Regions from separate parts of the Homo sapiens genome. Here region 1 is linked to region 2. The links are chromatin loops, found by intact Hi-C in ENCODE. Cell type or tissue: CD4-positive, alpha-beta T cell. All regions are shown on one strand. Links, peaks and the distances in the headings refer to the core of each region. The heading gives the core; the rest is flanking DNA. Region 1 overlaps TSHZ3-AS1 (TSHZ3 antisense RNA 1). Region 2 holds the start of LOC107985345 (a long non-coding RNA gene).

Region 1 (15,632 bases), core at 7,344-9,843, 1.6 Mb after region 2:
TAAAGAAGAAGAAAAAAAAAAAAAAAGGAGGAACAAAAAAGTACTCAGACACGTCCCAGAACTAAGTGCTATGCGGAGATGAGGGTGGGAGCAGCAGTACAAGGAGGGGGTGGGGGCGAGGAAACACAAACAGGGGAGAAGGAAACGCCAGCATCTAACATGGACTTGACAGTCATCTGACAATACCCAGACCCTGTGCGCTCCGGGTTCCACCGCTGTGCCCAGTTTGGGCCCAAGAAATGAGGAATCAATCGTGTTAGTACTAAGGTGGCCGAGGGGACCGGCTCGCTCACTCGTTCGCGCTCCCTGGCTCGGCGGACACCAGGCAGTCCCCCGGCGGTCGGCCGCTCGGAGGACGCGGAAGATGTCCCGGGGAACTCAGGTGACCCCGCCCGCCACCCACAGAAAGAGCCAGGCCGGGGTTGCTTCCCATTCCCTCTGCAGCCGGAGAGCTGAGGAGGTAGGGACCTGGCGCGGCTCAGCGCGCTCCGCGAGCGGCTCCCCAAATGGGTGCGAGAGGGAAGAGGGCAGAGCGCGGCGGGGCGTCCGGGGGGCGCCCGGTACCCGAGGCGGGCGCACGCACCCAAACAGGAGAGCGGCGCCCGGAGTTACTCAGTGCGGGCAGAAGAGCGGGGCGAGGAGCGGGGTCGCGCCCGCTGGAGGCGCGGGGCGAGCGGAGGAAGAGGAGGAGGAGAGCAGAAGGAAGGGGAAGCGGCTCGTACCTGCTGCGCGCCGGGGCGCCTGCTGCTTCCTCCTCGGCATGATGCTTCTCCGGCGACTGCCACTGCCGCCGCCGCCGCCGCTGCCGGGCTGAGGACAGGGAGGGAGGGGGCGGCGGGCCCGCGGGGGGGCGAGGCGGGCCTGCTCTCAGCCTCCCCCCCGGAGAGCGGCCGCCCGCAGGATGCTGCTGCGCCCAGGCTCTCCGCGTCCCCCCCGCGCCGCGCTCCGCCGCGAACCCCGAACGTGCGGAGGGAAGAAGGAGGGCGGGCGAGGGAGGCTCGGGGAGGGAGGAGCACGGGGGGGAGGAGGAGGCAGAGGAGGAGGAGGTGGAGGAGGAGGAGGAGGACCGCGCTGCCGGCGGAATGGGAAGTTTGACAAATCGCTCCAGAGGCCAGAGGAGGAGGGGGCGGGGAGGAGCGGCGGCCCTGCCCCCCCCCGCCCCGTCCCCAGACGAGGTGCGCGGGGTTCGGGGCTGGGGGGCGGGGAGAGGGCGGGCAGAGCGGTGGGAGGAGGAGCGCGGGAGCGGCCCGGACCGGTACTGCCCCGGCCCCCGCCCCTAGGCCGGGGGTCACGGCATCCGGGGGGACGCGCAGCCGCCGCCGCGGCCCGGGGCTCGGCGGTCCAGTCTTCTGCCCGTGGCGCGGCTGGAGCGGCGGCGTCGGCAACAGGCAAGCTTAAAGGAAAAGGAGATGATCGTGTCAATCGCCCGCCCGCGGGGGCGCCGCGCCCCCGCCCCCGGCCCCAGGCCCGCGTGGGACCCCCGCCCCGCCAGCGAAAGGGGTGCCGCCCCTCCGCCTCCGCCCCGTGCGCACACGCGGGGGCGCGGCGCCAGCCCCGCCGAGCCCGTCCCGGGGCGCTCGTTACCCCCCACCCCTATTCCCACCCAGCGTTCGTCCCCAGCCACCCCCCAGCTGCCCCACCCGGCTCGCACTCCTCTCCACCCGCCGACTCCGGAGCCCCCAGCGTGGTCCCCGGGCCGGGGCTGGCGTCCCCCGGGGAAGCCAGAGCCCACGGGCAGGCCCCCTCCAGGGAGGAGGCGGGCGCGGGCCGGGGCGGGTGGGGGCAGCCCTCAGACCCCGCGCCACCCAGCTCCTCCCCCAGGACCCGCCGTAGCCACTTCCCCCAATTTTTTTTCCCCGGACAAACTTTCCTGGGCCCGTCCCGGGGGTCGGTGTGGGAGGGGGTTCCTTCAAGTTTCCTCTCCTGACTTTGGGATGATCAGGGTCCCTCCACCCCGCCCCTCGCCCCCGGGAGCCGGGCCGCGCCCCCCATCCACGGCGCGGGCCGATCCTAGGGCGGGACGGGGGCGGGAGAAGGAAACCGGGCTCCCCTGCCCATCCCCCGCCAGGGGCTCCCCCCGAGAGCCTAGGGGGCCGCCGCGCCGTGTCCCGCGCCCGGCCTGCCGGGGCTGCTGGACTAGAGGGATTGATTATTGATTGGTGATCGGGGTCGCTGAGGCTCCGGGCCGGCCCGGCCGACTGGCCGCGGCAAGAAGGAGCTGGCTGGGCGGCGTGGGCGGCGGGGCGACGCGGGCTCACTTACGGGCGGCGGTGAGGGCGCGGGTGGGCCGGAGCTCATGCGGGCGACCCCCGGGCGGCGGCGGCTGAGCGGGAGCCGGAGCCCGAGCGGCGCGGGCGGCGGCGCATCGATGCGCTGCGGGCTCGATTGCGTCTCCCTGGGCCAGCTCTCAGGCCGGGAATGGGGCGGCCGCGCCGGGGCCGGCTCCGGGCGCTGCCGGGCGGCGGCTGCTGGAGCGCGGGGGCGGCCTCCGGGCCCACTATCCCCGAGGCGGCCCTGCGCCCGGGCGCGCCGGCTGGGGCTCTGGCGCTCTCGCAGGCCCCGAGGCCGACAGTCCCGGCGAGGGCGGGCGCCCCGCGCTCCAGCACCGGCTGCCTGAGCGCTCCTGGAGCAGCAAACCCCAGACTTCTTCCTCCTTCTCTCCTTCCTTCCTTCCCCCTCCCCTTATCTTTTTCTTTTTTTAGTCTCTTTCTCCCTCTTTTTCTGCCCTGTGTCCTTTTTATTTTTTCTCTACGACTGTTTTTGCAAGTTTGTTTCAAAAGTTCACAGCATGCTTTCTTTTCTTTTAGACCGGGAGACAGTGATCTCACCCACACGGTAAGATCAAAAGTCTCCGCTCGCCCAGCCTGCGGGCTTGGGCTGGGTCCAGACGTCTCCCAGGATGCAGATGCGCCGCCGCTGGCCTCCCCGGCTATAAAGCCGCCTCCAGCGCCTTTCCGCGCGCAGGAGCGCTCGGAGTTGTGGGGTACGGACCCCAGGCGGGGCAGGGAGTCCGAGGCGGGCTGCGGCGGGGCTCTCGGGCTGGCGGACTCGGGGGCTGAGGCGCCGTGCGCGTTGGGTGCCCGCGGCCGCAGAGGCCAGAACCGCTACTCCTCCAGGCCGGGGAGACGCGGCCGTGGAGCGTGAAACGCTTCTTGCAAGCGAGGAAACGGTGAGTTGGCCGACACCGCCGGCGGCCTCACCATTCTGGTGGCCGCGCTGAGCTCCTGTCGCCTGGAGGCGGGTTGCGCCGCACGGGGTCAGCTCCCGCCGGCTCCCAGCTCACCTTCGAAGCTCCCACTTAGGCGCGCCCGGTGCGGCGTGTGCACAGCGCGGGGCGCCGCACACGGAAGCGTGTAGTTCTCCCTGGTCGCGCTTTTCTCCTCCTTTCCATCCCCTCGCTGTTCTTGCAAACCTCTGTTCCTTCGGCCCCCTCCCACTGCGGGCCGCGGCCTGAACTCGGGTCTCCGCGTAGCCGGCCGCCGCCGCTGGGTCGCTGCCTGGCCCTCCCCCGCTCAGGCGCCGAGCGCTGTGCGATCCGCCCTAACATCTGTCCGTCCAACCATTGGCGCATCCATCAGTGTCAATGGGCTGCACATTGCAGCGACAGCCCGCCACGCACAACACGGGCTATGCGGAGTGCACGCAGCAACCATACTGCCATGTCGGGACACGCAAAAAGGCCCCCGGCCTGGCTTGGCACAGCCTGAAGGCCTAATCTGTGTTCTTTCAGCCACATGTACCCACCCCCACTTAATATCTGGACCCCCAAACATGAATAGTTTTGCAGACCATTGTAGGGATGGAATTGAAGGAAGAGGGGCAGTGTCGCCCGAGTCATTATTTTCCACCAGGTTTTCTCTGCCCTTGTGTGGGCTGGGTGTGGCTAGGAGAGAAGGAAGGGAGACTTCCCAAATCCGCACCAAGCACACTGCAGAACCGGAAGCTACCTGGATGCAAGGGCTTAAACCCCCTTCACCTGGGCCTAGGATGTGTTGTCGAGGTCGCTGGCCAGGTTTTAGCCAGGAGGTCTCGCGCTAAAACTTTTTGGCCCCGCCTGGCTGCTGTGTGTGACATGGCCTGATGGAGAGGAGCTGGAGAGCGGAGGAAAACGTGGATCCCAGTGAGAACTAAGGGCCAGATTTAGGGAGAAATAGTGTCTGGATGGCAGTAAGTCTGTAATTCACATTTTGTTTACAAAGGGAGAAAGGGCAGGGCTGTAGGTTTGAGAAGCCAGAGGTTTGCGCGGAGTTCCGTGTGCCCATTCCCCGAGAGTGCCGCTCTTGGCTGTAGTTGTTTGTTCTACCTGATTTTGCCTCTTGCCTTCAACTCCCCCATAACCCCTCCCCAAATGTCCAGAGGGCAAACATATGCGCATACCTCCCTGATCAATCCAGCCAGACCAAAGGGCCTTCCCTGTCCTCCCCCTAAGAACTTAATGGGAAGAGTGTACGGGGGACCTACTCTTGGGACATCTGCAGGGCGGCTGTACCAGGCGTTTTACCTGACTTTATTCTTACCGCAAAGATTTCCGTCTCGGTACCTGGTGCCCCCTCAGAGTCCACTACACAAACGGGTAAAATCCCGCGCGGCTATTCATTTCGCCATTCGCGAGTAAGAAGGGGAAAAGGAGCCGCTTCTAGGAGAGCACTGAGGTATGCTCGGTTCGGTTCCCGAGGAGGCCAGAAGCGGCCGCGGCGGCGCGGGCTGGAGCTCCCTCCTGCAGGGAGACACCGCGCTCTAGGGTGCGGGCTTCGCCGCCCACATCCAGTGGTCGAACTGTTTTCACGCTAGACTAGAGGGCGGAAAAGTCTGCGCCCGCGGAGAAACTAGAATTCTGTAGAATGTACACTGTGTAGAAATCTTTTCACCCCACTCTTCAGAGTTGCAGATTATCTTTGAAAAACAACAGGCTCTGGCCCTGCCAGCCCTAGTAACTTCTACCCGCCTGAGTCACTCTGAAAAGTAAGCCCCTAGGCCAGTGAGATGTCCCCACCTTTGGGAGGTGCCGCCTTTCCGGGAACATTAAAAAAAAAACCCTAAAAATAGAAGGAGGAAAAATGAGCAAAGGCGGTGGGACGACTCACCGAAACACCGAGGTGCAAATGTCCATTGGAGAAACTGGCAGTCGCATGGCAGCCAGCTGGCTCACCCAATAGCTGGGTGGTAACCTTGTGATCCCCAAACATCCCCCAGGGCCATGAAGGCAGTGCTGACCCCCACGATTGCACCTCAGGCCCGGTGGAATCCCGCTCCTCCTCCATAGTGGTGCTATGTAATCAGTAGAAAATCAGTAGAAAAGCTCCCAAATGAAGCTGCTTCAGGTCAGGGGTTAGAAATCTGCCTCAGACTTTTTGAACTCAAGGAAATCGGGACATCTGTCCCCAGAGCTACCTGTGCCCCACCCCAGGATCATTCATGACCTTAGCTACCGGGAGCTCTGCCCGGATAAGTTTTTAAAAGAGAGAGAGAAAGAAAAAAGTCACATGCAGGCAAGGCTAGGAACAGGTGTGTGCTGTGGGGACGGGCACTTGGCTCGCAACACACCACACAAAGTCACGAAGTCTGTGCCAGAAAGGAGTAGCCAAACCACCGCCGGGAGGCAGCCGAGGTTGTGTTTAAGGTGGCGATTGAGGGCAGTAGGTGACAACTCGACCCAAAGAAGGCCAAGTCTTGTCCTTATCTGGGGTGGCCACTGAGGGAAAAGACTTAAGGGAAAGAAGTTGTCTTCAAAGCTACCATTACAAGATGAGGAGCTAGAGTGGGCTCAGGTCCCAGGCACCCAGGGCTTAAGCCTTGATGTTGGAGAGGTTCTCGGAGGGAGGCTTGGGCCACCTGGAGGGACTGGGCACTCTGAGTAGTACCCTCTGGGAGGCTGTACCCCCTTTCAAAGTGTGAGGGCATTTGCCCAAGGTGTAGGCTTTTAGGGAGCCCAGGGCTGGGCAGCACCAGGGGAGAGAGGCACCAGGTGGGTGCCCTCCTGCCTGCACTCACCTGGAATGCTGGCATATGGGTTTTTCGCCTTCCTCACGCCTCCCCACACCACATTCTGGGCTAGGCAGTGTCGAGGAGGTGCCTTGGGTTCAGGGAAGCTTGCCACCTGCACACCTGAACCAGGAATTGGGCCCCGGAATCTCAGCCCCTGCCCAAGCAGGAAGGATAGGGACCCTGGCCCTCGCCAGGTGGTAAATTGTTTGCTAAAAGTGCATTTACACGGCGGCGAAGTTTGTTTCTCTTTTACCGGTAGCTTTGTTTTAACGAACCAGATGTTTTGTCTGTAAATTCTCCCAAGAACTTTTCCAGTTTTGACGTGAAATAAACCTTCGAAAATCAGAAGAGTATATTAATACCACTTCTGTGGGGCCTCAGGAGAGCTGAGTCAGGTGTGCCTGGATGGGAGCTGGGGGTGGGAGTACAATCTTTGGAGAGAAGTAGGGGGCTTCTCTTGGCCCAAGGTCAAGAATTGGTTTGGGGGAGGTGAAGTGCCTCCCCGACTCCCAAAACAGGCGCACACACACGCATTGTCACACCAGAGTACGCACTCCCAGCCCTCCTCCAACCAGGCATAGCTTGCTACTTCGTAAATTTCTTGTGGCTTGGGGCACAGAGATGTAGCTCAACTTTGCAGACTGTGTCCACTGCATGCCGCTGCCGTTTTCCACGAGGACCGCCTGACTGAAAGGCAAAGGGGCCTTCGATCTTCTTCCCGGGGCAGCTTTGATGCCTGAGTGTGCGGGGCCGGGGCCGGGGCCAGGGCAGAGCAGGGTGGAAGCTGGTGCCCCTGTCTGGCCCACCCTTAACTCCTGGGCACCACTCGATTCGGGAGAACTTGGGGTGGAAGCCGACCTGGTCTAGGAAGCCACAGCCTGCAGGTCCCCCTCTCCAATGCCTCATTTTTTCCGATTTAGGATTTCCAGGCAGTTATAAACACCTTAAAAAAAAAGACCCACTTAACAATACACCTAAAAGAGGGAGGGAAGGAAGGAAGGAGTACGGTTATCACAGGCGTGTGGGGAGAGGGAAACCAGGTCTGCCTAGAAACCCACCTTCTGGTCCTGTGAGTCATAGCGGCCACTTTCTCGGGTTTCCCAAGACAGGAGATGGCGATTTTCTGCTCCCTCCCCTCTCCCCAAGCTTTCCAGTGCTCTGAGTCTCACATCTTCAGATACCTCTTTCTTCCTTCATTCTCTTTCGTTCAATCATCTACGGAACTTTCAAAAACTTTTTTTTTAGGAGAGCGAAGATTAAATAAAGAAAATAAAACGTCTTTGTATTTCAGTCTAAGGAGGACAGATGCACATTAAACTCAGTTTGGAGCGCTTAACTCCAGGCGAAATGCCCTTTTATCAAATCCCACGCGTCGACTTGGGTTGCGCTGGGAATTTCACGAATTCCTCGCTGCAGCGTGGCGTGGTTTACCCCCACCCCCACCGCCACCCCACTTTGGGTGAAATGGATTTTTGGAAACCATTTAAGCAGAGCTAAAAATAAGGGTGGGGGGATCCCTACACTAGAGATAGCTGCAGCCACCTAGGGGCTCACCCCTGGTCGGGAGCGAGCAGCTATTTGCTAGTTGTAGCTCAGGGGTGCCCAACTCTTCCCGTGTGGTTGCGCCAGCTGCCCCGCACTGCAGGTATCTGAATCATTACGTGGGCAACCTGATGCGGCTCTGAACCCCAGCTCTTTGAATGCTGGAATCCTGAAGGAGGAGGATTCCACCAGGTCTTAGCCGACCAGATAGCCCAGCTTTCTGAGGCTGGTGACCTCATTAACTGGCCAGGGAATTTGCAAGACCAGGAATAATCACGTTTCCCAGTTCTTCTTTCCTACATTGCTTTTCTCCTCTGTCTTCAACGTTAGGGTTTTGTGTTTGTCCCTAAATTTACAATTTACAAACGGGGAAGACGGAGCCTAAGTTTCTGCAGGGCAGGTACAAAAGAGAGGGACAACACTCTGGGGGCCTCATTCTTTCACGTTTTTGTTTCTTGAAATTTGATGGATATCACCTTAGTTCGGCAATAGGAGGGCCAGGGTGACTGGGGACATGGTGGCCCGAAGGGTTAGATAATATAGCATGCAGGTAGTCTCTGATCTCCAGGGCTTTGATAACACCAAGATTTTCCTCCTTTGCAGAGCAGTCCTAAATTCTGCCTTCTCCCTTTTCTGCCGCCTCTTCTCTTTTCCCCATTTCTTTCTTCGTTTCTTTTTCTGTTTTCTTTTTGTGTGCCTCTCTTCCAACAGTCCCTCCTCCACCTTTATAAGACTTCTCAAAGGTTATTTATTTAAGGTCTACCAAGTGCTAGCCCCAAACAGGTCCAGTCCTTCTACCTGTGGCAAGACGGAGGCTGTTACCGCGTGCAAATAGTGAGGGAACAAAGTAGTTTGGAGTTTTTTGCAGCTTTTTTAGGTGAGGGGAAGGGAGGGAGGTCAGAAATAGGTTGACACTTGGTTTGAAATAAAAGAGCATGTTAAGAAGTTTCGAAGCTGCCAATAAAACCCTTTAAGTGGCTTGTGATTCAGTGCCTGGAGTTGCGGGGATGGCATTGGTAAATGACTCTAATGCCCAAAGAAAAATATTACAAATGCCGCTGTCTCGGCCACCAATCGGGCGCCGCTTTCCTGCGCGGGCGATGGCTCCTCTCTGGCGCGGAGGGCACCCACATTTGCATGATAAATTGACCAGACTGGCGGCAGCCAATGAAATATTCAAATTAGGCTGGGTGGCGGTAGTAGGGGTGGAGTCCCTGGGGCTGCCCCTTGGCGCGGCGGCGGGAGCGGGCGCTACCACCTCTCCGTCAGCGCCCTCTGGAGGCGGGACAGCGCGGGCGGCCGCTCTGGCCCAAAAGACGAGATGGGGGGTTGGGGGTTTGGGATGCAAGGGGGTTTGGGAGGGGTGATGGTGGGGTCTGGGTGGTGCTTCGCGGCCCCAGGAGGCTTTCCGGCTGGCCTCGTTGACTAGGCGTACAGCAGCGTCTCCGCATGCCTCTTGCCCTTAAAAGTGTTGATGGATTGCAGAAGTGGATGGTGACCCCAAGGAGGGGTTTCAGAAAGGCTCCAGCCTCCTTCGCCCAACCACCTTCTCTAGGTTCCCCTAACAAACCCATCACTTAAGTTAAAAACGTGTATTTGCTCTTGTTGACTTAGCTTTAAGACAAGATTCTTGCCCACCGCAGACCACATGGCCAGCTTTCCCAAAGGCCCTCTGATAATGAAATGGTGGAGCAGATATATCAAACTTTCCATCTTGCCCTGAGCCAACGACCCTGCACCCTCACAGGCCAGGGCACTCTGGAGGGCACCCTGCCTGGAGCCCCAAACCTTGGGTAAGCTGTGGGAGCCTAGGCAGGGGCAGGCAGTGCCTGGAGGCTGGCTTCAGACGGCAGAACTTCTCACCTGGGAAAATGCTTTCTGGAAGAAGCACCCAGGCCTCAAGGCAGCTCCAGTGAGGGGGCAAAAAGGGATATACATAAGGCATAAGGCGCTGGCCATGGTTAGGTAGGTGCTCAGCCAGGAAGATAGGGCAGATTCACATGGGGGAGATTGGCTCGGTGATGAGACCACTTCTGACTCCACCAGAACCAGGCCCAGCTCTTCCTGGAGGTCCTGACTCAACGGGGACTTTTGCATGGGAGCCAAAGAACAGTGGATGTCTCTTGTCCGCTGATCATCTCTTCCCTTCCCCCACCCCATATTCCATCCCATGCCAGATCCCTAGGCTGTGCCTGTTAGAGCTACTGTAGCACCACATGGACTTGCCTTTAAAGCAGAATTTTTAGAAGTGCAGTTGCTTTTCTTTACTCTGCTGTGGGATGCTGAACACCTTGTTCTTTCTCCAGCTCAGCAGGGCTTGGAGTTGGTTCCTAGCTATCTCTGGGAATGCTCGATCCCCATCTCTGTTACCAGCCAAAAGGGTCTGCGGGAGGTGGTCGGCACTCCAGTCAGCAGCCCTCTCAGTACCTCTTCCCCAGACATAGTCAAAGCAAGTCATTCATCTGCAGCCAGTCTCCCCTGCCCATTCACCAAGGAGAACCTGGGGATAGGACCACTCAGAGCCTGGCCCAGGCTGGCTCACTAACTGTGTGTAAATACACACAGCGGAAAGAGTAGGTGCTGAACACACATGTGTGAGAGAGTGAATTTTTACTCTCAATCACCTTATATATATTATCAATAGTTTCAAAGTATGTTGCCCAAAGGATGTTAATTCCTAAGAAGGCTTTTATATCGTTTGGAGTTTTGAGGAGTGTGTTGGCTGAAGAGAAGAGGGTCTGGCCCCAGTCTTGATGGGAATGCATGGGGTAAACAGCTGGTGGCAGAGGTACAAAAGGGGCCTCTCTACTTTCTAAGAGAATCTTCCATCCTGGCTGATTTTAGGACCTGGGGTGGGGTTCCCATCAGGAGGAGGCCTAAGGAAGGAGTAGGACCCTTCCTAGATGGCTGAGTCAACTTATACGACAGGGCAGGGAAACCTATCTTGGAAACCCGGGAGCCCTCCTTCCTCCTCCCCATCCTCAGGCCTCACCTGAGACTTGAAAATGGACCAGAGTCTTCCTCCAACAGTGAAATTCGTTAAAGAGTCACTCCTGTCTAGAATGTGCAGAAATGCAAGCCTCTCTCTTTCTCTCTCTCTCTCTTTCTCCACCTTGAGGATGCTGTATCTAGAGCCCATATAGGGACAAGAAGGTAAGCAGTGAAAGCAGGAAAGAAGTAGAAGGCTGGCTGTCATCCAGCTGTGCATACAGTCCTATCTCAGCTGAACTGTGCACGGTGAATGAGGAAGTAAATGACAGGTGAAGGACCAAGAGAGTGAAGCTAGTCAGTTTATCTGAGGAGATAGGTATCAGTGAGTAACTGTAAGGATCACACCCACAGTGGGTGTGCCCCGCAGATGGATATATGTGCAGCAAGCGGTACCTTGCGGGGGAATGCAAGCTCCAACTGTGGTGCTGAGCCTCTGGCCCATAAGTAACCCAGTGAGCCTGAGCAGGTCACTCCCTCTCTTTGAACCTTGTCTCCATCTCTAAAACAGGACAGCTTTCTCCATCTTAAACACCAAGTAGGAATTCATTGTGGAAACCTTCCATCAAAATTGGAGATGCCTTGGATGGACCCTGTGGTGGCTCATGCCTGTAATCCCAGCACTTTGGGAGGCTGCGGCAGGCAGATCACTTGAGTCCAGGAGTTTGAGACCAGCCTGGGTGACATGACAAAACCCTCTCTCCACAAAAAATACAAAAATTAGCTGGGCATGGTGGCATGCACCTGTAATCTCAGCTACTTGGGAGGCTGAGGCAGGAGGATCGCTTGAGCCTGGGAGGTTGAGGCTGTAGTGAGCCGAGATAGTGCCACTGCACTCCAGTCTGGGCAACAGAGTGAGACCCTGTCTCAAAAAAACAAAAAATAGAGAAATAGAGATGCCCCTTGAACCCATGGGTTTTTGGGACTACATTCTGGAAGCTTTCAGAGTCAGACCAGAGTTTGAAAGAGGCATTGTGTCACTAGCCGTGTGCCCGTGGGCAAGTCACAGTAGAGTCTACTTCCCACGGCACTTGTGAGACTCATCTGGGATTATGTGTGTCCATGCCTTGGCAGAGAGCTTGGTGAAGAATGTTAGTTGTCCAATAAATGGTACCCCATTAAGTTGGTGTGCAGGGTGGCCACAGGGCCAGACCACCCTGAAAATAAAGGCTTATATTTGGGCTGAGCCTGGATGCACCTGAGATTACAAGCAGGTGCTTAGAATGTGGTGAAAAAGAAAGACAGGAGAGAATGGCTGAAGGCAGCATGCAGTCCACCTGACTTTCTGGGAAGATTGGGCATTTGCAGGGCTGATAAGTCAGGTTCTTCCGGGCCTTTCTGTGAGCTCATTAGAGGAAGGGGTCTGGTGACTGATATTTCTATTTTCCCTGTTAGTAGCGACTGGAATTTGCACCATCCAGGTCAGATGGAAAATAGAAGGCGGGAAAATCTGACAGTCTCATTGATTTGCTCTCTTTGCCATCACCACTCTTGAGAGGAAGAAATGTGACTTCAAACTTGCAATTAGGAACCAGCCTGCTAAGGAGTCCTCTCGTGAGCTCCTGTGCTATGCGGAGCACAGGCCCATCTCATCTCATTTCCTAAGGAGGTAGGTTCATTCATGGTTTCAGCAGGAGCAGGCAGTGCAAACGTGTGACACCCGCCCGCAAATAACTGCCAGAAAGGCCGTCCAATGCTTCCTTCACATTTTTGGTCAGATCTCTGAAAAGATGGCCATTCTCCCAATGTTTTAAAAGTATTAACTTCCTTTCAAACATCCTTTAACCTTTAATGTTTTGTAACTTGATGAAAAGGTCATTTTGTGCTGAGGATGCAGTTGTTCCGGAATTGTTCAGCTAACGGGGTGAATTCCAACCAAATCCAGAATTATTTAATGGGATCCAACGCCCCGGCCACACGCACAATAAGTGAATATTTTCCCATATATGTCTGTGTACAGGTACATGTACTTGTGCATATGTATTTACATATTTGTATCTATGCATGCACATATACTCATTGGGACTTGGATTCAATGGACATTTTTAGCCTTCTCACAAAATGACTTATCCTTTGCAGGAAAATAGATATTAAACTTACTCTTTTGAACACATTTTGCTAAATATTTGATGGCAATTATTTATGGTGCACTGTACTTATTCCTGATTTCTTACAGAAGGGGTTGGGTCAATTTCTAATTCAACATTTCATTGCTGTCTCTACAATAAATGCCTCCAGAAGCTTAGGAGAATTGAGAGGTTTTTTTCCTCTCTCTTCTTTCACAGTGTGAGCTTTTTAACTGTCACTGGCTAGAGCAGTCCTTCTTCACTTTTACCTTCCTTAGCTGATGTATTCTTGGAAACAGATGGCTGAGCATGTTAGATTTATATTTAAAATAAGAGTAGAGTTAATAGGCTCAAATAAGAGCAGGAAGGTATTTTCTACAAGGAAACTGCATGAAGTTTATGCCTGGACTCTGGAAGATGTGTTAATACTTTTACTTATTCAAGAGGCATTGGGTTGTGGTCTGCTATGTTTCTTGCTCTGATGACTGAGTTTTTAAGATAAAGGCTCTCCGGGCAAATAAGGAACAGTTGGATAGAGTAGCTCACCTTAAGTCTCTATAGACTCATGTAGAGAACAAATCTGATCTAAACTGTGTAAAAAAATGAGTAAGAGAACTCTATAAGATTAACACTCTTATTAAACTTAAAAGAGAAAATTGGTACTTTTTTTTTTTTTCTTAGACAGAGACTTGCTCTGCTGCTCAGGGTGAAGCACAGTGGCACAATGTCGGCTCACTGCACTCACCTCTGCCTCCTGGGTTCAAGCGTTTCTTCTGCCTCAGCTTCCCGAATAGCTGGGATTGCAGGCATGCACCACCACACCCAGCTAATTTTTGTACTTTTAGTACAGACAGGGTTTCAACAGGTTGGCCAGGATGGTCTCGAACTCCTAACTTCAAGTGATCCACCTGCCTCAGCTTCCCAAAGTTCTGGGATTACAGGGCACCAAAAATTGGCACTTTTAAAAGGAGACAAGTTTTACTTAAAAGCAAAAGCCTTTAACAGGCCTTTGGCTGGATTAAATGATAATGAAGCGAAGCAAAGCTTGTGACCACTCTGTAGAGCCATCCAGATAGTCTCTCTTTGGGGCCAGATCCTCTAGAATGCATGATTTAGGGTCATTCATTGCACATTCCTGGCTTCAGACTGGTTTTCTGAATTTCCCTGCAATCTGATTTTTGTCTTCCTACATTTCTGTGTGTGAGATACATCAAAAGGTAAAAGAATGTGTGAATCATATAGGTACGGTTTAAATAATACCTGCATACACAACACTCAGTCACCTGAAACCCCCCGACACCTCCCAATTCCAGTCCCCTCTCCTGGAGGCCACCTCTATTTTTAATTTTTGTAATGATCACTTCCTTGCCTTACTTTGTAGTTTTAATATTTAGATGTGTATACCTGGTCATGTTCATAAATGAAATCATGTTGTATGAATTATTTTGTGTCTTGTTTCTCTTACTCAGCATTGTTTTTCGGACTTAACCATGTGGATTTGTGTTGCTGGTTCATGGTCAAGGTTCTAGACTATGAAAACATTAGTTTCATGAAAACATTAGGATTTTTTCCCCCCAATTGTTTGGATATCATGAAGAATGCCGCTGCGAACATGTTTGTTCCTATGCCATAACTCACATGGGGAATATCTCCTATTTATATATAGTTAGGGGTGGGATTGCTTGGTCAGAGTTTGCATATCTGCAGCTCTAACTGTTTTCCAAGATGATTGTGTCAATTTTCACTCCCACAAGCAGTTTTTAAAGTTCCCATTGTTCTACATCCTTGCCAGCCTATGATATTGTTAGCAATGTTTCTTCGTATTTGTAATGTTTCCTAATCTAGCGGCTGTGGTTGCTGTCTCACTGTGTTTAATTTGCATTTCCATGATTACTAATGAGTTTGAGCACCTTTTTTATATCTGCGTGGTGATCGGGAATGCCTTATTTGTGAGATGCCTGTTCAAGTCCTGCCATTATCCGTTGCATATATGTTTCACATTATTTCACCCAAGTTCTCTGTTGCCCAGGTTTGTTTCAGATTGGTTTGGGACAGTGGATCAGATCAGAAATGTTTCAGTGACATCTCTCACTATATTTCCTAGGATGCTTTTATCTGTGAGAAATACGACCCCCTGCTCACACTGGCTTAAGGAAATTGGCAAGAGGTAGATTATGGCTCCATTATATTAACAGGAAGCCAGTTTGCTCTGCCTTCTTACTCTTCGCTTCGTTTTCGGCATAATCTCATCCTCAAGGTGTTTTATCTTATGATTTCAAGAGGACCACAAATGGCGAGTGGAACTAATTGCTTCTTTGTCCACATTCCACAAGGAAGAGAATAATAGAAAACTTTTCATTGACCCATGTAATCTAAGTCATACCCTTCAGTTTCCAGGGGCCACGTCCATGAAGCAGGAGGCATCTGCAGTGAATGCCATGCCCTGACGCCTTACTGAGCACTCCTAGTAGGACAAAATGAGTACTGTATGGGGAGGAGGCAACCTCAAACAACCACCATGCTTACTGCCAAGCCTATAGGATATTTTTAAATTCATTTTTTAATTTGCATATAATAAAATGCATTTTTTTGGGATGCAGTTTTCTGAGTTTTGCCAAATGCACAAAATCACATAACTACCACTGCCATCAAGATTTGGAACAGTGGCTAGGTGTGGTGGTGGCTTACACCTGTAATCCCAGCACATTGGGAGGCTGAGGCAGGAGCATCGCTTGAGCCCAGGACTTCAAGATCAGCTTGAGCAACATAGTGAGACCCCATCTTTACAAAAAACTTTTTAAAAATTAGCTGGGCATGGTGGCATGTGCCTGTAGCCCCAGCTACTTGGAAGGCTAAGGCAGGAGGATCACTTGAACCTGGGAGGTTGAGGCTGCAGTGTGCTGTGATTGCACCGCTGTACTCCAGCCTGGGTGACAGAGGAAAACCCCATCTCAAAAATTTTTTTTAAAAGATTTAGAGTCGTTTTCTTTTTTTTCTTTTTTTTTTTTGGACAGAGTTTGGCTCTTGTCGCCGGGGCTGGAATGCAATAGT
Region 2 (15,632 bases), core at 8,344-10,843:
AAAAAAATATTAACAGCCTCGGGCCATGCCTATGTCAAGACTGTTGTGTGCAGGGAAACCATCCTGCCACCTCCCTTCGGTCTTGGGAGAGCTTAATCCTGAAAGGGTTGTGGAAGGACAAGGTGGCTTGGGGACTGGTAATGATCTCTTCCCAGGCTTCATCACTGTTCTTTTAAATAATTAATTCATCTTCTTCCTTGGTGTTTACATCCTTCAAATATTTGTAGATGGTTATCATGTCCCTTTAGTCACCACTTAGCACCACTCTGCATATTTGCTGTCATGTTGAGTGTGTGTTATCATCATTGTCATTATTATTATTATTTCCTCCCAGCTCCCTCCCTCAGTCCCTCAGCCACCATCATCACTCAGTGAATTTCCTCCAGGTTCCCAACCTTTCAAGTACCAGGTTACCCAAGATGGGACATTAAAAGTCAGTAGTGATGACAAGCCCTACTTGTCACAGAGGGCTTGCAGGCCCTCTGGTTCCTCACTAATTCTCATCAGTTTCCCCAAAGCCACAGCAAAAAAAAAAAAAAAAAGACAAACTAAGTAAAAACAGCATGCTTACACTGCAAACACAGCTTCCAGACAAATCCCCCAGCCCCTGCTCCCAAACAGATAATCCTCAATTTTCTCAAATACAAAATCAGGATGAGAATCCCTGCTCTCAACAACCTGGGATTATTGTGAGGATTCAAAGAGGAATAAAAACTGAAAGGTGCTTTGTAAACTATAAAACAGGGAGGGTGGTACTATCAGCAATGCCTTCCACATAGGATGGGATTTCTACAAAATGTTCCAGAGGTCAACTGTTCTAAAAAGCTAAAAATTCTAAGTTAGAATTTACAAATGAACTCGATAGAGCCAAGATTCACCCGAAAATCTGTCTATTGAAAGAATATAAAGAGATGCCCTACTTAAAAATCTACTCATAGATGTTAGTATTCCAAATAAAGTGTGGAACTCAGAGCTGGAGGCTGATGGGGCCTTGGAGTTTACAGATGGCCCTGACGAGACTTTAGAAGGTCAAGCTGCTATAAAAGACTTAAAAAAAATCCACCTTGTCTTGCATTTCAGATCTCACTGAAGAGTTCTTCTGTGCCTGGAAGACTTATTTTCAGTCTGAGAAGAATGATTTTTCAATGGTTCTGTTGAACATGCAATTCTCACGCAAGTATTTCTATAATTATCCTGTTTCAGTTATAATACAGTTTCTGGAACAATAGGACTTTTATTGTATTGCCATATCTGTTATAATAGATGTTTTATTACAGAAAATTATGGTAGAGTCACTATTATGATTCTGAAGTTTTTATTTCAAATTGCTCAGAGGATGCAAATTCTTTCTCCCACTAGTTTTACTTTAAGGCAGCTTTGAATTTGGGGTGGGGGTGGTTTGTCTTTTCTTCTATTGGAGCTTTGGTCTGTTTGAGGTTTTGTTCTATAGCAGAATGTTCTCTTTCGCTCCAGTGTACATAAATGAAGTCACCCATGGTATTTGCTTGTTTGTTAGCCTGTGGTGCACACAATTTTAAAAAGAATGTCACCTAGATTGTCTCTATATATCTGCAAAATTTCTTTCATTATTGCTGGAGAAGTCTCCATAACCCTGGTATTAATTTTTTTTGAGATGGAGTCTCACTTTGTCTCCCAGGCTGGAGTGCAGTGGTGCAGTCTCGGCTCACTGCAACCTCTGCCTCCCAGGTTCAAGAAATTCTCTTACCTCAGCCTCCCTAGTAGTTGGGACTACAGGTGTGTACCACCATGCCTGGCTAACTTTTTATTTTTTATTTTTTTAGACGAAGCCTCGCTCTGTCACCCAGGCTGGAGTGCAGTGACACAATCTTGGCTCACTGCAACCTCTGCCTCCCAAGCTCAAGCAATTTCTGGCAAATTTTTGTATTTTTAGTAGGGACGGGGTTTCGCCATGTTGTCCAGGCCGGTCTTGAACGCCTGACATCAAGCGATTTGCCCTCAAGTGACCCACCCACCTTGGCCTCCCAAAGTGCTGGAATTACAGGCATGAGTCACGGCACACGGCTGACAAACTATATTTTGAGAAGGTAAATACTAGTGATCATGAAACACTAATACTAGTGATCATGAAAACAGAGGAGCTGAAACTTCTAGGCACATTCAGGCTAGGTCACATCCTATTTCAGGTGGTAGCTCCACCTTGAAAAGCAGGGGGCTGGAGATTTTCTTGGTTAAATTAGAGGCTGCAGACACCCGCAGCTGCTAGAGGCAGAGCTGGGATTCAGGAATGGGCTTGCTGACTCCAACAGTGAAGGTCTTCCCCTCCAAGAGACCCCACCCGTGGGGAAGGGTGACCCTCAAATCTTGGACATCAGGTCCAACTTTCGGCCCAGTTGACTTTTCCACAAAGGAAGGATTTCAGGGCTCTGAGAAGTCCCAGAATATCTGCCCACAGCAATCTAGCATCATCAGAACCCACCTTCACGTGTAGCCACCGTGTCTCCATGTTCCTGGTAATGCACGCTCCCAGGCTCAGAGTCTGGAACTGCTGATGGAGGGGCGGGTTCTGGGCCCTGCAAAGAACCGAGGCTCCGCAGTCACAGTCTTCGATTAGACAGAGCCCCTCCAGTTCTCAGACGATTTCTTAGGCTACCCCGAAAATAGAGAGAGGAAGGGACCTGCCCTTGATCACACTGTCAGTAACACAATCAGAACAGAAATCTAGGGCTCTTGGCCTTCAAGCCTCTGTTCTTCGCTTAACACACGGCTGGCAGAGATGGGGAGACCTGAGAGGGCCCTGAGGGTGAGGGCATTTGCACTGGGTGCAGAGCGCCTTTGGAAGGCAGGGAAGTCCAGGAAGGTAAACACACACACACGTTGTAAATATGGCGAAAATCAGAGAGGAGGAAATGTCAGGGACTCCTCCAGCACGGAAAACATCCTGATAGTTTGGAGCGCCGGGAAGAGTGGGCACCTTGGAATCTGCAAGGCATTCTTTTGCGTTTCACCTGCAGTGGGGTGGGGTCTCTGGGGTCTGCCCTCCCTCCTACTCTACATGCATTACCCATCTTATAGCCGGGCCGTCCCTGCAAAATTCCAGCTGCATGGGGGAACCACACTTCTGACTTCAGAATGAAACCAGTGTTTTGCACACATTCATTCCTCAGTCCCCTTGCTGGGACCCTTCTCTGTTATGAAAGCAGAGATCCCACCCGAATAGGGTGACTTTGGGGCGATGGATTACCTTTGGCAGGTCCTGTGGGTCAGGAATTTAGGGGTGCAGCGTGGGCCCACAGCATACCCAGTAGCCAAGGAAGACCCTCCCCTACCCGAGGCTCAAGCAGGCGCCAGGCCCCAAACCCTCACTCCTCTCTGGTCTAAATCCCCGCCGTAGGATTTTATTTTTCGGTGCTGAGGTGCTTTGCTGGAGGAGCTGCCAGGGGGAGCTGCGCGGGGCAGGCCCGGGGTACCAGAGGCCCTTGCTTTAGCGGCGGCCCTGCGTGTGCCAGAGGCTTGCAGAGTGATCTGAGCACGCCAAGAGATTGCTGTCAAGTAAGCTCCTCCACAAATCTGCAGAAACCTCAAAGATTACAGCGCTCGCACGGCAGGAGCGCAGCGGCTTCCCATACGCCGGCAGACAATGGGGCGGAGGAAGGAAGGGGACGGTGGCCTGGGGACCCCCGCGCCCGCAGCACGTGCACCGAGCCTGGAGCGCCCGCTTTACAGATCTTGTCGCTCCACCCCTAAAACAAAGGCCCCGGGGCCCCATCTGTGCCGGGCGCGGGGGAGGGCGCCGCACTTGCTGCCCGCCGCGTGCAAAGCGAGCCAGACAAAGGGCTCAGCCCTGCAGACGCGAGCAGTGGGGAAATAATTAAGCACTAAGGAAATATTGTATGTGGATTTGAGACCAACGGGAAACGCGCTCCCAAACAATGCTCGTTGTTTGCACCGAGCCGCTTTTCTGCTAAGTTTCATCAAGTAATTTGCATGCCATTTCAATAAAATTAACGAATTATGGTCGAGTTTTTTGTTTTATTGACCTAAAATAAAAATCTTCCTTTCCTTTATTATTGAAATAATTCGCCCCCCATCCCCCCCGGCTCCCATCCTCTGGGAAGGCTGCACAGCGCGCCAAGGAAATCTGTCCTCCCAGCCAGACCCCAGCGGCCTTTCTGCTGCGCTCCACAGCTAACTCCCCGGAAACCCTGCGTTTATTCTGGCTGCCCCCTTTGACTGTGGCAATAAATAGAACTTCAACCCTCTCACTTTCTTATGCCTGCTTTTCTTACAGTGAAAGCACCAGATTTCCGCGTAGGAGGGACTCGGGGGCAACGATGCAATTGGAAGGTAAGGGGCTTCTCTTAAAGCTGCATTTGCAAAGCGAGCACACTGTTTGCTAAGGTTTTATATTGCATCTTTTAAAAAAGATAATGTGGGGCCTGGCATCGTGGCTCACACCTGTAATCCCAGCACTTTGGAAGGCCTAGGAGTTCAAGACCAACCTGGGTAACATAGTGAGACCTCGTCTCTACAACAGATTTAAAAATTAGCCGGGTGTGGTAGCCTGTGCCTGTAGTCTCAGCTACTTGGGAGGCTGAGGCAGGAGGATCACTCGAACCCAGGAGTTTGAGGCTGCAGTGAGCTATGATTGCATCACTGCCCTCCAGCCTAGGAGACATAGCAAGACCCCATTTCTTTAAAAAAAAAAAAAAAGACTAAGAAATCATCACTAATTGGTATTATTAAGGAACAACATCAGTATCACTGTAGTTGTTATTTATTGCTGCATATCAAATGCAAAACTTAGTGGCTTAAGACCAATGTCCTCTCTCACAGCTCCCAAGGGTCAGGAATTTGAGAGTGCTGTAGCTGAGCGGTTCTAGATTGGGCCCTCTCTTGAGGCTGTAGTCATCTGAAGGGGTGCTTGGGCCTGGTGATGTGCTTCCCAGAGGACCACTTTCTCATGTGGCTGGGCTGTTGGCCATGAGGCCTGAGTGCCTCAGCATGTGGGGCTCTCCACAGGCTGTTCCAATGTCCTCTTGATGAGGAAGCTGGCATCCTCCAGAGGGAAGGATCCAAACAACCAAGCAGAAGCCACAGCGTCTTCATGATCTGGCTTAAAGGTTGCACACCATCACTGCAACACCCCTACACATTCGTCCATGTGGCTGGGACTGCACAGAGGCATGAAGGCTGGTAGGCATGGATCACTGGGTCCAACTCAGAGACTGGTTACCATGAGTGATTATCATTAATATGATTTGGTAGGGCTGTTGCAAGTGCCTGGAGGAGGAGAGTATTATACAGCTAAAGCCATCATTTCTTGTCTTTCTAGTCAATGCAAACAAAAGTGGTCAGTTACCTTTAATGGTATTCCCAGACAACAAACATGGACTCAGGGCCTTCCCAGTGCCAGCTCCCCCTTCAGACTGGGGAATAGAACAGTAGCCAAGAGAGATAAGGTCCCCTTCTGGCATCCCTGACTTTTCAGAGAAAGAAAACGTAAGTGTATGCATGAACACAGCAACCAGAGCTACAATACTATCGAGACAGTGCTGCCAAATGGGAAGTACAGGCCAGGTTTGGTGGCTCACGCCTGTAATCCCACCACTTTGAGAAGCTGGGGTGGGAGGATCGCTTGAGGCCAGGAGTTCAAGACCAGACTGGGCAACATAGAGAGCCGTCACTACAAAAATAAAAAATTAGCTGGATATGGTGGCGCACATCTGTAGTCCCAGCTACACAGGAGGCTGGGGCAGGAGGATCGCTTGAGTCCAGGAGCTCAAGGCTGTGATGAGGTATGATCGTGCCATTGCACTCCAGCCTGGATGACAAAGCAATTTAAAAAAAAAGAGGGAAAGTCAGGGAGGAGACTAAGCTCTGAGTGCCAAGGTTGGAGGTCTGTACACCCTGGTCCTCCCTAAATTGCAAATCTGAAATGTCCCAGGCATTGCAGATTTCCTGCAAGCCAAACCTGTTAGTAGAACAACAGACAAAAAATAAGATTTTTTTTTTTTTTTTTTTGAGAAGGAGTCTCACTCTGTCGCCCAGGCTGGAGTGCGATGGCTGCGATCTCAGCTCACTGCAACCTCTGCCTCCCGGGTTCAAGCAATTGTCCTGCCTCAGCCTCCCAAGTAGCTGGGATTGCAGGCACCCGCCACCATGCCAGACTAATTTTTCGTATTTTTAGGAGAGACAGGATTTCACCATGTTGGTCAGGCTGGTCTCAAACTCCTGACCTCAAGTGATCCACTCGCCTCTGCCTCCCAAAGTGCTGGGATTACAGGCGTGAGCCACTGTGCCTGTTTTGATATTGTCACACTTTCATGGAATACCAACACTCCCCCTTCCCAGAAGGCAGGCTCCACAAGGGAGGAGGCTGTTATGTCTTATTTATCCCTGTAGCTCTCATGCCCGGAATGATTGGTACATAATTGGTATCACTAATGACTGTCATTAATAATAATTATCTAATGGCTATCAGCCTTGTTGGTGTCCCCAAGTCTTTCAGGTTTAATGGACGTCCCCCTTAACATTAACAAATAAAAGTGATTTAAGCCCTCAGTCTACTTACAGTGAAACATGAGAACTACAGATGAAATCCTCAGCGCCCCCCAACCAACTGAACAGACCCCCTCTTGGCCAAGGGGACCCCAGAGGAAACTTAACCACAGAGTTCCCAGCCATGATGGGAAGGGAGGTCAGACACACCCCGCTCTACCCACTCCCTTTTGTGGCTTAAACACAAATGAGCAGCATTCATGTTAAAATAGAGGTCATGGTGGTCGCAGTGGCTCACGCCTGTAGTCCCAGCACTTTGGGAGGCTGAGGTGGGAGGATCAACTGTGGTCAGGAGTTCGAGACCAGCCTGGCCAACATGGTGAAACCACTTCTCTACTAAAAATACAAAAATTAGCCGGGTGTGTGGGTGCCTGTAATCCCAGCTACTCAGGGGGCTAAGGCAGGAGAATTGCTTGAACCTGGGAGGTGGAGGTTGCAGTGAGCCGAGATCACGCCACTGTACTCCAGCCTGGGTGATGGACTGAGACCCTGTCTCTAAAAAATAAAAATAAAATAGAGGTCATAAGACTGGCAGAATGGACTCTGTGACAGTAAGATACCAAATCATAACCAGGACCTAAGGGCCATATCAGGGAAGGGTTAAGTCACACACCCCTACACTTAAAGAATAAACTAGTTTCCAGCTGCCGCAAGGGGTTTCTTTTTCTCTAGCAGCTAAACAAGCCAATGGCTTGGAGATAGGTAATATTAAAACAATTGCAGTTCGCCCGCTGCCAGACACTAACTGACCCTCGTTCCACCAGCCAGAACTGCAGCTTTGATTGGACAAGAGGCTGATTCAGTAACTTTCTCCTGATAAGAGACCACTGACCATGGCCTGGTTCTGCCCATTTACAGAGGCTGTGCAATGCCTTCATGTCCCTGATTCACCTTTTGACGTCTACAGCCCGATTGTAATACACTTAAATGTGTATTCTCCACTCCAAGGTGAACATGGGATGTGTGTAACATGCATGTTTGCTTATCACACATGTGTATGGCCTCCTTCCAAGAATATTCATAGCTCTTCCTATATCCCGTTGAATATGTATACCTGGCCAACCCATTCAGCTTGAATTCCTGTCTTATCCCCTCCCACCCTTCCTCAAAGTGCCTGCCTATTGGCTTCTACTGGAGACTACACTTCTTAGCCAGTCAGGGTGGCTGCCTTGCAGGTTGTAACTCTATATGAGAAATAAAGCCCTCCTTTTCTAAATGATTTTTAATTATTTTAAATGAGTGATTTTTAAGCTAGCAGACACCAGCCCGGAATCTCTAAAGGTTGCTGAGAGAGGTGGTAAGAGCCACCTGTGCGTTTCTCCTGATCAGGAGCCTCTAAAGCCTGATTCTTCAGGGTTCGCCTCCTCGCCTCCCTCCTCAGCTCCTCCAGCCCTCCCTCTGTTCAGTGTGCCTGGCCCAAATGAACTGGGAGCTCCAGACCTTCTCGGGGACTTCCCCAAAGTCTCTATAACACAAGGTGTTGGTGCCACAGACTTTGACTGTTGGGTCTACAGTGGCCAGTGAGGGTTCAATGTAGCGGCGTGGCTCACCAGGTGCCTGGAAGGGAATATTGAGACCTCCTGGTTCTTGAGAGTTACTTGGGCCCAGCCAGGCTCTCAGCATCTTACAGGGTCTCCTGCTACTCTCTTATCTGTGGACCAGCCTCTTCCTGGACTCCTTTTCCCATATCAGGGACAATAAAACACTCACCCACTCCAGGCCACAGCTTTTGGGGTCCAGAGCTCTGAACTAACACCTTATGTTTAGTGAGGTCAAATTTTTAGGCTTAGTGCCCATCTTTCTTCTACTTAGTTTTATTTTAAATTATTTTTTAGAAACAGGGTCTCACTGTGTCACCCCGGCTGGAGTGCAGTGGTATAATCATAGCTCACTGCAGCCTGGAATTCCTGGAATCAAGTGATCATCCCACCTCAGCCTCCTGAGTAGCTGGGACTACAGGTGCATGCCACCACACCTGGCTAATTTTTAAATTATTTTTAGAGACAGAGTCTCCCTGTATTGCCCAGGCTAGTCTTGAACTCCTGGCCTCCTGCCTTGGCCTCCCGAAGTGCTGGGACTACAGGCATGAGCCACCACACCCAGCCCCACTCTTCTAAGTGGAGGGAAGGTTTAGTCTGCCCCCGTAACGAATTATGCAACACTCTTTCCCCCTTAGAACATACAAGCACTCTGGTCAAAGTTTCTGAGATTTTATTTTAGGAGCATTTTTCATTTTGGCTAAACATAGACATATATACCCACAAGACTGCCGGTTAAAACAAATAAAATATCATCTTGAGGAAACAAGCACATCTTGAGTAAGTTTCTTTCAAGATGTTTTGGTGCATTCTATGCTATCACTTTGCAGAACAATTTGTTGTCCATGCGGTAACTTTAGGGGCTGTCTGAGATGGTCTGTTCCTAAAAGACTGTGGATGGGAGAGGTGACAGTAAATCCTGGAGAGTGGAGTGAATCCCAGCCATTCTGTGGACAGGTGGGCTGAGGGAGAAGTTCAGAGGGCACTCTAGAGTGATTTGCAACGTCTCAAACAGAAATATAACATCTTCTTTCATCCTCTGCAGAGTCTGGAGCTAAATTCACACCTTTTTTTCCCCTTCCCTCACTTAAAATCAAATTCTCGCCCTTAATACTTCCTTTCAGAACTGCACCGAAAATGACGATGTCTTCTCATGCATATGAATTATCCAAAGTGTAGGAAGATGCGCCCCCACTGGAGTACGCTGAAGCCTTTAACCCAAGTACATTTAATGCTGCGAAGCCCCGAGTGAGGCAAAGGTGTCTTTTTATTTTAGAAGACATTTAGGACAGTTCATGTCACTCTGCACAGATGCACTGAAATTGATTGTGGGGCAAACTATAAAGAGAGCTTATGCTCCCCAAATCTGTTTCCGAGCCAGGTAGGATGATGAATTCTGAGGTGGGACTGAGGGGGAACGGTGGCAGCTCTCTCCCCTGCACGCACCGGCCAACTACTTCCCCGTTTGGACATTGGCGTGACACCCTCCTTCCCTGTTCATCTGTGAAAATGTGCAGCGTTTTCATTTAAAACCTCCTGCTCCAACATGGGGCCTTCTGCAGACCGCAGGGACCCCCAACAATTACTTGTTGGAAGAACAAATGAAGCATAAAGCATGATACTTTATTTTAAACATACAGGTGGCACAAATTTATTTCCAAAGATTTAAGCACCTGATGACTTCTCCTTAGAGAAAAAGCAATAAAAGGAGCCTCTTCTGTCACAAATTTCCACTTAGCATGGTTTGTGCAGAGGCAGAATTTCAGGCTTTTACCACTGAGCTCTGGACATGAAGCAAAGCTAACACTAGAGGGTGCTATAGATTAGGAAATCCAGGGACCATGGGCGCCGGAGCGCGTTCAAGACGCTGCCCTCCCGATTGTAACCTAACAAACTGAGCGTGTCACTTTGCCAGAATTTACCCCTTCACCATTTCTGCTATGATGAAATTATCCAGATATGTTTAATTTGAAATTTTAACTTAGTCTGTGATTATGTGGAATTTCAACACTGGCTGTGGCCCAGTGCAGTGGCTCACTCACACCTGTAATCCCAGTGCTTTGGGAGGCCAAGTCTGGTGGATAATTTGTGGTCAGGAGTTCGAAACCAGCCTGGCCAACATGGTGAAACCCTGTCTCTCCTAAAAATACAGAAATTAGCCTGGTGCCTGTAATCCCAGCTACTCGGGAGGCTGAGGCAGGAGAATTGCTTGAACCCTCAGGAGGCAGAGGTTGCAGTGAGCCGAGATCACGCCACTGCACTCCAGTCCTGTCTAAAAAAAAAAAAAAAAAAAAAAAGGACTGAGCCCAGGTCTGTAGGATAGACACTTTGTGTTTGTATCTTAAGTACTTTGCGATCTCACCCTTACAAACCTGATACTAAATTCCACTTACCTACTTCAGTCCTTCTCTGAGGGAAGGTGGAGTTTGGAGGCAATTTTAGGAAGCAGGATGAGGAAACAGGGAAGGTGACACAGTGAAGGACAAGCCAACACAAGGGTGGATTACCAAGGCTGGTCCCCTCTACAGGCACCCAGGGCTCGGTCCCACGCGGACTGCTGAGTAGACAGAAGACCTTTCAGAATCTTCTGCCTCTCCCCCATTTGCTGAGAGTTCCCTGGGAACGGTAACCCCCGTACCTTCGGGCTGAACATATGTTTGCATGCTGAATGGGCTCTTTCTGCCATCCCATGCCACAGCATTCAGGAAGCCCTGGGGCCAAAGCAAACAGCATGCTTGAGGCAAGGTGCTGTGAGGCCCAAATGAGCTGAAGCTTGCACAAAACTGCTCACCACTGCCATAGCTGAATCAGCGGAGGCCAGGAGGATGCGAGGCGGTGCCCGTGATTGTCTGATCATCTCCCTCTTGGACCGCTGAGACTCAGGCATGCCCTGCATCAAATCCAACCTGTCACCAGGTCTTCAAGGGGGAGGCCTGCGGAAATCCTACTGTGAATGAAACTACAGTTGCTATTCATCGTCTCCCTCCTGCACCTACCACTCCAGATGTCCCTCACTCTTGGCCAGCACTTTGGCTTGTTTAAGTTGTGTGCCAGGTGAGGTGACCACACCTTCCCCCCTGCAGTTTCTGAGTCTTTCCTGAGCTTTGTCTTGGTTGGCCCTTGGCTGCTGTGACTGCCTATTTTATCTAATTGCAGGTTCAAGATTCACCAAGAAGGCAGGGCGCAGTGGCTCACATCTGTAATCCCAGCACTTTGGGAGGCTGAAGCAGGCAGATCACTTCAGCCCAGGAGTTTGAGACCAGCCTGGGCAACAGAGCAAGACCCCATCTCTAAAGAAAAATAATTATTCAGGTGTGGTGGCACATGCCTGTAGTCCCAGCTACTCAGGAGGCGGAGGTGGGAGGATCGCTTGAGCCCAGGAGGTTGAGGCTGCAGTGAGCCGTGATTGCACCATTGCACTCTAGCTGGGCAACAGAGCAAAACCCTGTCTCCAAAAATAATAAGTAAATAAATAAATAAGATACTAAGAGACAGCCCAGTGACTCTCCTGAGTCCCAAACATACTCATCCATCCCTCATGGAGAAACAACTCTATCTCCTTGCAATAATCAGAACTAGTTTCTCCTGCCAGTTTAATCAGTACTTTTTTTATTGCAGTAAAATACACACAACATAAAATGTGCCACTTTAACCATTTTATTATTATTATTATTATTATTATTATTATTAAGACGGAGTTTCACTCTTGTTGCCCATGCTGGAGTGCAGGGGCGCGATCTTGGCTCACTGCAACTTCCACTTTCTGGGTTCAAGCGATTCTCTTGCCTCAGCCTCCGGAGTAGCTGAGATTACAGGCACACGCAGCCATGCCCAGCTAATTTTTGTATTTTTAGTAGAGACGGGGTTTCACCATATTGGTCAGGCTGGTCTCAAACTCCTGACCTCAGGTGATCCACCCACCCCTTGGCCTCCCAAAGTGCTGGGATTACAGGCGTGAACCACCATGCCCAGCCCATTTTAACCATTTTTAAATGTTCATTCAGTGGCCTGAGTTATATGAACATTGCTGGACAACCATTGCTACTATGTATTTCCAAAACTTTTTAATTGCCTTAAACAGAAGCCTTGTAACCATTAAGCAACACCTCCCCATCCCCTCTCCCCTCAGCCCCTAGTAATCACTAGCCTACTTTCTCTGCTACTTTGTCTCTTGTAGATGTTTCAAACAAGTAGAATGATATGATACTTGTCCTTTTGAAACTGACTTATTTTACATAGTATAGTGTTTTCAAGGTCCATCCATGTGGTGCATGTATTAAAGCTTCATGCACTTTTATGGCTGAATAATGTTCCATTGTATGTACAAGGCGTGCCACATTTTGTTATTCATTCACCTGTTAATGGCAACTTGGCTTGTTTCCACTTTTGGGCCCTTGTGGATAATGCTGCAGTGAACATCAGCATGGATGTCTCTGAGTCCTGCTTTCAGTTCTTCAGGGTATATGCCTAGCAGTGGAGTAGCTGATTCTATGTTAATTCTATGTTTAATTTTTTGAGAAACTGCCATATTGTTCTCCAGGCTGGCTGCACCATTCCACATTCCCACTAACCGTGCACAAAGATTCCAATTTCTTACCAACACACTCTCATCAATACATGTTATTTTTAGTTTATCGTGTTTTCATTTTTCTTTTATTAATATATAGCAGGCATTCTAATGGGTGTGGGGTGGTATCTCATTTTGGTTTTGATCTGCATTTTCCTAGTGTTTAGCGATGTTGAGTATACTTTCCTGTGGTCATTTGTATATTTTCTTTGGATGTGTATCTGTTCAAATCCTTTACTCATTTTTAATTGAGTTGTCTTTTTGTTATTGAGTTGTAGGAGTTCCTTATATATTCTTGATTTTAAAACTTTATCAGATATATGATTTGCAGATATTTTCTCCCATTGCATCGGTTGTTTTTTCAGTTTCTTGATAATGTCCTTTCATGCACAAAAGTGTTTAGTTTTGATGAATTCCAATTTGTCTCTTTTTCTTTCTTTGCTCATGTTTTTGGTGTCGTATCTGAGAATCCATTACCAAATCCAAGGTCGTGAAGATTTACCTATATGTTTTCTTGTAAGAGTTCTGATGTTTGTCATTGATCCATGCTGAGTTAACATTTATACCGTATAATGTAGGGGCTACCTCTTCATTCTTTTGCATGTAGAAACTCCGTTATCCTAATTGTTGCTAATTGCCTCTGGCCCACTGACTTGAGAAGCCCAAGAGGACCAGGGAGTATTTGTATTTTCAAGTTCTGTAGAATTGGTGATGTTCCCTGGTGGAGGAGTCCACTCTCCGCTCCTCCTCCCCCATCAAGAACTAAGACGTCGAATTTGCTAGAGCCCCACCCAAAGCTGTGGACACAGGAAGCACACATTTCTCAAGGTGGTCTCTGCGAGTGATGGTGAGAGCAGCCGATCTCACTCCCCCCGCCACCCCCTGGGTTTCCAGCCCCATGTCTTTCTGCTTTTGGGATCATAGCACCATGTGTCTGCTCTTGGTAAGGCACGTACACCACAGTTTCAAGGATAGTATCCCAATTATACAGGGTGTGGGCTCACGCTTTCACCCTGGCATAGCCTTGGCACAGGTCATCCTGATGTTCTTGTAGGCCTGCTGCTTCCAGAGGAACCTTGGAGCCATAGCTTCTTTGCTGTAAAACAGACCCCTTGGCTTGAGGCAGTGTTGTTCAAATCCCCTGCCAATAAATCAGAGACGACCGTAAGTGCTCTGTTGGTGATGCCAGTGAAGGCACTGTTGCAAGGAAGGAAAATCCATATCCAGAGTCGGTGTTCACTCTGCTAGGACTCATCGCTGTCTCATCAATGACAGAAGGGGTCTCATATAATGAACTTTGCACTGTGACTGCCTGATCTCCTTGTGAAATGGTGCCATCTTGAGGGCTCATTATTAGTCCATGTGGTTGGCAGGTAGGGCATTCAGTAGCGGCAGCAGCCAGGTCATCTCTAGCAAGAGGGAACTTGTGTTGGGCTCATGCCTCCCTTGACTTTTGCCACCATGGCCACACCATTCATGGAACTATCTATTTCCCCTGCCGTGGGGTGGCTGATGCTGGCTGATGCCCAGAGGATGAACCATCCTGTCCACCCAGTTGCTAGGTGCCTCCTCTGCAGGAGAGGCTTTTTGGCAGACCTTAACGTAAGTCCAATGATTGGCACGCTAGTGCCATTTCCATAGGTCAGTAGTACTGATTTTTCCTTTTGTCTCAGACACCAATATGGCTCGGCACAGCAGTTACTGATCCTGTCTCTATTTGAAATTTTAATATTTTGCTCATCATGGATTTTTGTATTAATTTTAACTCTTTAAAATATTGCATTAACATATTATGCATCTTCATGTTATTATTATTCCTCTTCAGCTTCCCAAAGTGCTGGGATTACAGGCTGAGCCACTGTGCCCAGCTCAAATGCATTATTTTCACTGCTGATGTGTTGCTGTTGTGTCCTCCCAATCTATGGCTTAATGGGTCTCACTGTAATCAGTTCCAGGAACAAAGTCACTCACTGTCCTGTGGGTAGTCTCCGAGTCTCTGCGAGGACCCACTGCACGGCAGGAGCTAGTCTCAGACTGAGGTGAGTTCTCGGCAGCAGAAGGCACCACCGCACTCCCAAGGGCTAAAGGTTTACCCTGCACCTCTCCTACTGAAGCTTGCAGAGGGTTGGCATGGCAGCCTTCTTCATCATAGGAGACTCTAAGACTGCTACTTTTGGCTCCTCTGGGTTGTGCAGCTTGAGTGGAAGAGCAGATCCTCTCACAGCCTAGACCTCCTGGCCAGCCGTTTCTTGCCCTAGACTCCACTCCGAGTGGCAGTCTCCCAAGCTGTCTAATAGGCGTATGGGAGAAGTATCAGCAAGTATGCTACTTCTAATGTCCCAGGTGGTGCACCCAGCACTGTGCCTCTTCCCTAGTGCAGCTGAAGGAAAGCTGCCACTGCCTGTGCCTTCCTTTACAAGGGTTGTCCTGGCATGTGTCAGACCACTGGGTCCCCTAACAACCTTGCCAATGTGCCAGTCCTCTGAATGTTTCTGGGCTTTAGCCCCTGCCCTTGGCTTGCACGTGTCTTCTTCCTAGGACATCCGGGGTGCTTGTGTCATATGCTGGTAGCATAATGTCATCAACAGTGCACCAGTGTGCTGTGCAAACTATCCCGAGACAGCCTGTATGCATGCAAAGTATGCTCAAAAGTACCCAAGGCCGAGGCGTGGCAGCTCATGCCTATAATTCCAGCACTTTGGGAGGCTGAGACTGGTGGATCACTTAAGCCTAGGAGTTTGAGACTAGCCTGAGCAAAATAGTGAGACCCTATCTCAACTGAAAACAAAAAAAGAAAAAGAAAAAGAAATTAGCTAGGTGTGGTGATATGCGCCTGTGGTCCCAGCTACTGGGAGGCTGAGGTGGGAGAATTCATTGAGCCCTGGAGGCTGAGGCTACAGTAAGCTGTGACTGCACTATTGCACTCCAGCCTGGATGACACAGCAAGACTCTGTCTCAAAATAAATAAATTTATTTATTAATACCAC

What was found. Hi-C counts contacts between places; a loop is a spot of excess contacts. Peaks named below come from ENCODE experiments on the same cell type or tissue, not always from the same donor. Only the 100,000 strongest peaks of a DNase experiment are listed, where the experiment ranks them.
Region 1: a loop joins it to region 2, with 4 times the contacts of the local background. A loop is called at or near these places in 2 of 110 quality-filtered maps.

The regions. Positions count from the first base shown.
Region 1 is chr19:31,348,458-31,364,089 of GRCh38, forward strand. It overlaps TSHZ3-AS1 (TSHZ3 antisense RNA 1), which reads left to right. Exons shown (of 3, transcript XR_002958388.2): 1 at 1-460. TSHZ3 (teashirt zinc finger homeobox 3) reads right to left here and starts at 979. Exons shown (of 2, transcript NM_020856.4): 1 at 723-979. The coding sequence starts at 762. RefSeq lists enhancers at 4,186-4,687, 4,688-5,187, 6,130-6,773. In CD4-positive, alpha-beta T cell, for the core only: a CTCF peak has its summit at 8,808 (motif pointing left); a DNase peak (open chromatin) is centred at 8,774; H3K27me3 peaks cover 2,500 bases.
Region 2 is chr19:29,720,753-29,736,384 of GRCh38, forward strand. LOC107985345 (a long non-coding RNA gene) reads left to right here and starts at 3,381. Exons shown (of 3, transcript XR_001753891.3): 1 at 3,381-3,531; 2 at 4,271-4,326; 3 at 14,595-15,629. RefSeq lists a silencer at 7,785-7,979 and enhancers at 9,940-9,989, 10,110-10,159. In CD4-positive, alpha-beta T cell, for the core only: a CTCF peak has its summit at 9,904 (motif pointing right); a DNase peak (open chromatin) is centred at 9,909.